2 separate regions of the Homo sapiens genome follow, and region 2 is linked to region 1. A link is an interaction called in ENCODE POLR2A ChIA-PET data of the cell type or tissue named here. Cell type or tissue: K562. All regions are shown on one strand.

Evidence for each region. ChIA-PET counts read pairs that join two places held together with the same protein. Peaks named below come from ENCODE experiments on the same cell type or tissue, not always from the same donor. Only the 100,000 strongest peaks of a DNase experiment are listed, where the experiment ranks them.
Region 2: POLR2A ChIA-PET joins it to region 1 with 7 read pairs; 1 of 35 experiments calls an interaction of 5 or more read pairs at or near these places.

The regions. Positions count from the first base shown.
Region 1 is chr17:46,964,544-46,968,543 of GRCh38, reverse strand. It overlaps a transcript of LRRC37A2 not described here and a transcript of GOSR2 not described here. Among named protein-coding and RNA genes, the nearest start is that of MIR5089, 6.5 kb to the left of the region's middle. RefSeq lists an enhancer at 2,767-3,061. In K562, no CTCF peak of the experiment used is centred here; no DNase peak of the experiment used is centred here; H3K27me3 peaks cover 1,642 bases.
Region 2 is chr17:47,206,995-47,210,994 of GRCh38, reverse strand. MYL4 (myosin light chain 4) reads right to left here and starts at 1,647. Exons shown (of 7, transcript NM_002476.2): 1 at 1,438-1,647. The coding sequence starts at 1,572. In K562, no CTCF peak of the experiment used is centred here; DNase peaks (open chromatin) are centred at 674, 1,333, 1,684 and 1,934; H3K4me3 peaks cover 2,222 bases.

The DNA of each region.
Region 1 (4,000 bases):
TGATGAGCTTGGCATGGTGCTCTTCCCATGGCAGGGGCTGGGTGGCTGGTGGAGGGTGTTATGATGGTGATGGTCTCTGCTCCAGCGGTCCCCGCATGGAGGGACACCCCAGGCAGGGCTTTAGGATGTAAGCGTGGGAATGAGTCACACATTCAGTGGGTTGGGGCAGAGAAAGGAGGCAGTGCTGAGAGACAGAGTTGGGACATTTTTTCCCTAAAGATTCAGAAACAGGAGGAGATGTTCAGGGGTGTCCACAGTGCGGAGGGAGAGGAAGAGGCTGGGTCTGGAATGGAGGAAGTTGGAGCAGGGAGGTCTCTGGACGCCTCCTTCCCTGTGGTTCCTTACTCAGAGGTATTCACTGAGTGCCTGACTGGTGCAGGGTGCTCTATGGGGCTTGTTGGAGCTGAAGAGAAGGAACAGCAGTGAGGGACATACAAGGGTCTGCACTGGGCCATGCCATATGCCCCAAGCTGAAGAAGGCCCCCATCCCAGGCTGGTCCTCTTCCCAGGGTCCTGATTCTGTAAGAGCATCACCACTGTCATCTTCCCAGCCACCTAGCAGGAAACCCTGTCTGACTCTGCCCACTCCTTCACCAAGCCTGTCGGATTCTGTGTTCACAGTGGCTCTCCCTCTTGGCCACCTCCCTGCTTAAGCTCTTGACATTTTTGCCTGGGCTGTGCTATAGCCCCCAAATGGTCTCTGGGCCCCCTACCCCCCTCTTTATCTTTCCTTCACTGCCACCAAGGTGATTTGCCCAGAACACAGGTGGCACCATGTTGCTTCTCTCCAGTAGCCTGTAGTCAGTCTCTGTTGTCTACAGAACTGTCTGAATGCTTGAGCCAGTTTTCAAGACCTCCTAGGGGCTGTCCTAAACCCTCTGCACCGGCCCATTTCCCAGTATTTCTCTCCATGCACCTGTGATCCAGCCCCCATGCTGTACCCAGAGAACACTGCAGAGTTCACACTCCATGCCTCTGTTCCTGCTGCTCTGCTTCCCCCAAAATGCCTCTCTCCTTCTCTTCGCCCTTTGAGAACTACTTACCCTCCAAGACCAAGCTCAAGTACAACCTCACCCATGAAACAGAATTATAATCACTTCTCACATATCCCCTCCATACTATCTTCGTATATCTTGGTAATGACAGCTAATGTTGATTGAGCCCTTCTATGTGTTAGCCTCTGTTCATGTATTAACTCTCCTGTTACCATTTTTACTTTACATTTGAGGAAACTGAAGCCCAGCAAGGGTAAGAGACTTGTTTGAGGTTGTGCAGCCAATAAGTGGCAGAGCTGGGATCCAAACCCAGGCAGACTGGTGTCTGAGCTCACACTCCAAACCAGGAGGTAACACGGCCACAGTGCATGGCACATGCCTCGCTCTGCATCCTGTTATGGTTAGGTTCTCATGTCCGTCTTCCCCACTACACTTCCCCTGAGGACCAGAACTGTCTTCCCTGTGTTTGTATTTCCCACACAATTCACTGCGGGAAGGCCACAAACCTTTGTTGGACACACAGCCCTGCTTTCAAGGGACTTCACACATCACAGAAATCAAAGACATTTAATCAAATAAGCAAAACACAAGGAAGAAGGTGAGCATTTTCTCTAGCCAGATTCAAATAAAATTTCATGAAAATGATTTCCCTTTAAGGTGCTAATTAGCATAATGGCCATTTAGAGAGGGCTCTTCACATGCCAGGAATGGTGTGAAGCACTTTTCATAATTCTGATTTTTCTCATCGGCCACATCAAATAATTCTTGCAAGGCAGGTGCTATTGTCATCTCCACTTAATGAAACAAGGCACAAATTGCTCAAGTCACTGATCTGAAATCACAGCTAATAGTTGATAGAACCAGAGTTCAAATCCAAGCCTGAGTTCAAAAGGTATTTGGAGGTCAGGGTGGTGGCTCATACCTATAATCCCAGCACTTCGGGAGGCTGATGCAGGAGGATCTCTTGAGCTCAGGAGTTCGGGTCCATTCTGGGCAACATGGTGAGACCTTGTCTCTGCAAAAAATACAAAAAATTAATCGGGTGTGGTGGGGTGCACCTGTAGTTCCAACTACCCTGGAGGCTGAGATGGGAGGATTGCTTAAGCCCAGCAGGTCAAGGCTGTGCCACTAAATAAGTCACAAGGACCAGGTATCTGAGGGCCTTGAAGAGGTGTGAGGAGGTCACACAATGGGCCATGATCGTGCCACTGCACTGCACCCTGGGCAACACAGCAAGACCCTGTCTCAAAAAAAGTGGTCTGAGAAGGTACATAGCTAGTACATTTCATACTCTCAATTACATTTTTTAAATGAAGCCATGCCTTGATTTTTCTGTCTCATTATTTGAGATGTTGATGGAACATTTTTGTGAGCACTTCTTACTCTGTGGTGATCCCTCAATCACGAAATAGTACTACTGCTACTGGTGACGATGATGAAGAAGATGAGGAGGAGAGAAATGATCCATCGTTAGACATATTATAAGTAGATTAGTAGATGGTTATTTATAGACATTAAAAGTGGAGAAAGAAAGAGAAGGTTAGGTCAAGATGGTGGGCTAAATACTCCAGCCCTGCATCATTATAAACAGCAGGACATATTAAAGAAAAGTCATAGCAGCCAGGCACAGTGGCTCACGTCTGTAATCCCAGCACTTTGGGAGGCCAAGGCAAGAGGATCACTTGAGACCAGGAGTTCAAGACCAACCTGGGCAACATAATGAGACCCCGCCTCTACAAAAAAAAAAAAAATACAAAAATTAGCTGGGCATGGTGCTGTGTGCCGGTAGTCCCATTTACTCAGGAGGCTAAGGTGGGAGGATCAATTGAGCCCAGGAGGTCGAGGCTGCAGCGTGCCGTGATCACACCAGTGCACTCCAGCCTAGGTGACAAAGTGAACTGTGTCTCAGAAAAAAAAGAAAGAGAAGGCATAGCATTGCTGGAAAACAGAAGGGGTGCCCTGGGTGGAGCAGAAACCACGAGGATTTCCTGGAAATTGGATGGCAGATTAGGTCACGTTGAGGGGGAAGCCCACAGTCCACAGATCAGACAAGCAAGGTCCAACACAAAAGCTGGGAACTGCTCCAGGGTGCCCCAATCTGGGGCACAGTGGACAGGGAAGCAGGAGCCCTGGGGTGCCACAGAAGTCATAGTCAGAAGGACCAGCTTTCTCTCTCCTTGTCCCAGCACTTCTTGTCAGCACAGGCAACACTCAGGCTTTGTCATGAGCAGGGCACCAGGGAGGATGCAGAAAAGGAGAAATCATTTGTACCCATGGGAGGTTGAGATGCACTAGCTGTAAAGACTGGGACAGGTTTGCAATTGCAGTGAGAAGGCAGAGCTGCCCCCAGAGACATCCTTCCACTATGCCCTGGGCCCTGCCCACCCGAGAACATGCCTTGTTATTCCTCTGGCTGCAGACTAGGATAATGAGATACTCCACTTCTAAAAATGTGATTTTATATTAATGTTTCTGGGATACATGTCTGGGCCATCACACATGTACTTACCGGAGGGTGAAAAACTCCAGTGAATTGCCATGGAGATGAAACCTGGAATGAGGTTGCCATGGTAACTAAATTGTTTCTGAAAGGCCACATCACCTTGGAAAGTAGGAAGCTCCTGTCAAAGCCTTGCAGTTAGAGGCCAAATCACAGACCTTCCCATCAGGGCCGGGTGCTCTTTCCATTTCTTTGATTTCTCCTTTTTTCTTTTCTTGTCATTTCCAAGGACAGGTAATTTTAATTTTGGAGCCCTTAATCAAGGTCTGGCTGTGCCACTAATAAGTCATGGACACCAGGTATCTGAGGGCCTTGAAGAGGTGTGAGGAAGTAGGCTGTCAGCTCCCATCTCTGGCTCTCTACTGACTTGTTGTGTGACCTTGGACAAGTCACTTCTCTCTTGTCCTGGGTCTCCTCCCATCCAAATCGAGGAGGCTGGACTAGATGGTCTCTGAGATCTTTCCCATGTTTTTTTCTCTCTCCCATGGCACTCTGTCTTGCTGGA
Region 2 (4,000 bases), 240 kb before region 1:
CAGACACCAGGGACAAGGCCTGGCAACCCACCCAAAGGCACAGTGCTTTATGGGAACAAATCAGAAATAAAGGCGAGGAGGGATCCTGAAGGGTGAAATAGTCAGCTTTTCCTGCCAGGCTCAGCTTGTAAATGGAGTGATGTATGACCTAGAAAACCTGCAGGTGTTTTCAGGGTCCTACAGTAGCCTCAGTTTCCCCAGAGTGAGCCATAACCAAGCTCAGAAAAGGGACAATTGCCTCCATCTCTTGGCTAAGCAGTTCCTGTCCCTTGCGGGGACTGGGTCTTTGGCATAATACTTGTAGGGTTATCCCGGCTGTGGGTATGAGAGGAATTCTCAGAGGGCAGGGAGGTCATACAATTAGAGCTCTGGGTTTTAATTTCCCTGCCTGCTTGTCACAGAACCTTGTCCTGTGCTCTTATTTTGACCTGATCCCTCACCACCCCCAGCCCTGTCCTAAGGCTGAGATCCCTGGGGGCTCAGCACTCCCAACCTGTTATTAATAGCTCTTCATACCAGTAGCCACTTGACCTTTTCCACTCTGGTGCCAAGGCTTAAAACTGCTCCTCTTCAGAGGTCTCTGGCCCCCTCCCTCTTCAGCCCACCCCTCTCCCACCAGTTCCATTCCTTCAGCAGCTGGGCCAGAGAGCTGGGAGGTCTAAAATGACTGAGTCAGCATGCAGGGCCCACACCAGCTCCAGGGAGAGGAATGTTTTGTGTGAGGAGAGCAGGGTGGGGCAAAGGAACCAGGCCCAGCTTCCTGACCCGGTTGGAGAGAGGGTCTCAGCCCAGGGTGGGCCAGTCCTCTGCATGCTACAGATAGGAACCCAGGCTAAGGCCACAGAAGGAAAGGCCCGTCTGGGTAAGGAAAGAGAGAGAGGAATCCGGGCTCCTCTTACCTTAACCACAACCTCCTTCCCACCCTGCCCTCACCTGCCGTAAGAGTGTTTGTGAGTGAAGCCTTTCCCAAACTGCCATGCACAGGGAGGATATTCCCTGACTGTTTATATCACTTACTCCAAGTTACACTGGCAGCTGCCATGATCTGTCTGTTCTCCATAAAGATATCCCACTACCTCCTAGGAAAAGGCTAGTCTGTTTTACTTTGCTATGGTGGTCCTCATAATGCCTTATAAAAGGGTGGATGGATGGTTGGTTGTACCTCCCCCCATTCCCAACTTAGCTGCACAAATCTAGGGTAGCAGGACAGGGCTCCCTCAAAGCAGCACCTCATTCTTGACGGAAAAGGTTTATGACTCAATCTCCCCCTCATCAGCCCCAACACCCACTCCACTGCCCCATGGGACTGCGATCTGGGGCATGGACACCCTAGTCCTCATCCCAGTCCAGCCCACATAAAGTAGATCGCTAAGCTCCAGAGCAAAAGGACTCTCAATGTCATCCCCACCTCTATCCCAATGGCTGAGCCTCACTTACCTTTACACTCTTGGGGTCAAAGGCAGGTTCCTTGGGAGCCTCAGGAGCTGGGGCAGGGGCTGGTGCAGGGGCTGGAGCTGGAGCTGGAGCTGGCTTGGCTGCCTCCTTCTTAGGCTCAGGCTTCTTGGGAGCCATGTTGTCTTGTTGGGATCTTTGGCAGAGGAGTGATCTAAGAAGAAACCGAGAGACGTGGCGTCTGGGAGATGAGATAGGAGCCTGGGCTGCCTCCCTTCCCTTTTATCCTGGGCAGGAGCCCCCACAGAGGGGCTGGGTGAAAGCAAGAGCAACTGCTGCTGACTATAAAAGGAAGAAACGCCAGCAGGGTACAGCTGACAACTGTGTATTGTCACCAGGTTTGGGGCCACCAGCCCCCTCCCCTTCATGCCACAGCTCTCTCTTCACCTCTAGGACAGGCTGATCCCTTCTTGCCAATTGGTGGAAACCCAGAAGGACCAGGGAAACAGACCTTCTCAAATATGCCGGAGCAGCCAGAGAGATGAGCTGACTTGAGCAGTTGATAAGCCTCACACAAAGCCCAGGGGAGGGTGAGGCTTTTTTTAGCCCCTCCCGAGCAGAGGCAGCCCACTGCACATTCCTTCTAAGCCAAGATCCTTTAAGCTGAGAGCCACTCTGGGCCCTCAGCTCTGCCTAGAGGCCCAACTCTCCAGGCATGGAGCTCTGAAGCAACAGCTGGTCCAGCCAACCCACACTGCCCCACACCCTCCCAACTCACAGGATGAAAGCCTCCATTTTCCAGAGCAGGCATCCCAGGAACTCCACAGACCTCAGATCCCTAGATCTACCCCCTTACACACAACCTCAGTCATTCATTCAACAAGTAGTGAGCACTGAACCCATGCCTAGGCACCTAGGAGAGAAGCAGAGAGATGTGGTAGAAAGTCGAGGAGACTGAGGGTCAGAAAACTTGGGGTTTAGTTTTCACTTTACCTCTAACTCATTCTGTGCTCTGTGTGTGTGTGTGTGTGTGTGTGTGTGTGTGTGTGTGTAGTGCTTACTACTATCAGTACCAGGAACTGTTAAGTGCTATTCATATAAAATCTCATTAAATCTTCACCATGATCCTATAAGGTAGATACTATTTTGTTTGTTTGTTTGTTTTAACAGAAACAAGGTATCGCTCTGTTGCTCAGGTTGCAGTGCAGTGGTGCAATCACAGCTCACTGCAGCCTCGTCTTTCCTGGCTCAAGCGATTCTCCCACCTCAGCCTTCCGAGTAGCTGGGACTACAGGTGCACACCAGCACACTTGGCTAATTTTGGGGGAGTTTTTTTGTTTTTTGTTTTTCAGTAGAGATGAGGTCTTGCTAAATTGCCCAGGTTGGTCTTGAACTCCTGAGCTCAAGGGATCCACTAGCCTCGGTCTTCCAAAGGGCTGGGATTATAGGCATAAGCCGCCACGCCAGGCCAGGTAGATACTATTATTATTTTCACTTTACACATGGGGAGATTGAGACTAAAACTGGATGAACAACTTGGCCAAGGTCACTCAAATAATTAGCTATAAGCTGGGATTAGATGTAGATATGTCTGAGTCTAAAGCCTATGCTTGAATAATGTATATGATAATCCAGTTGTCGGGGAGAGACATACAAGTTTCTGCATTTATTGGAGGAGTCAGGATGGATACACGCTGAACTGTTAACAGAGACACCTCTGGGGACCTAGGGGGTAAGGGTGGGAGGATAACAGCAATTTGCAGTTTTTTACTTTTTTCACTTCCTGTATTAATGGAAATTTTTATAACGAGCATTTACTGTTTATGTAAAAAAAACTTTGAAAGTCAACAAAATAATTCAGAAAAATAACAACAAAAAAGCTTATGTATCCACTACACAAAACTGCTTTGTGCTGAATCTTTAGACTCTACAGTTCAGAGGAAAAGAGGAATAAAGCTGAGAGAGGCAAAAAAATCACTTCGCCTTTCTAGGCCCAGTTTCCTCACCTGTAAAGCAAGATTGCTAGACTACAGAATCCTGGTTGCTGTTAGCTCCTAAGCCTGCAATTCTGGGTGCCCTGGAGCCCACATCTGCCCATTTCCCAGCTCTCTAACTACAGGTTCCATGCCCCAGATCATTGCCTTCAGAGCCAGAAGGACCCTTAGAGATCATCTGGCCCCATGCTGTTTTACAGGCAAGGAATCTAAGGTCCAGGGAAACGTTGAAGTTGCCTCAAGACATTCAGCTACTTATAGGCAGAGCTGGGCCAACTAATTCTGTTTCCTGGGGTGCAGTGCTCTCTGTAGCACACTGCTCTTCACTGCTCCTCCTGTAGCCTATACACGCTCACTGGTGGTGACAGAGAAGCCCTCAAAGGAAACGGGCAGGAAAAAGGGCCAGGACTTGCTCAAGGGAATACTAGAACGAGACCAGGGCCCAGATTCTAGCCCAGCCCTGGTCCTGAGCTGGGATGGTGGCTCCTTTGCTCTGTGCACCTCACCTCCTCCCCTCATCTTCTGCCTCACCTCTCTTCCTTGCCGGCTACCAAACTTGATTCCTTGTACCTTCGCTCGCACTCTTCTATAATCCCTGTCAGTCCTCTCCTTGA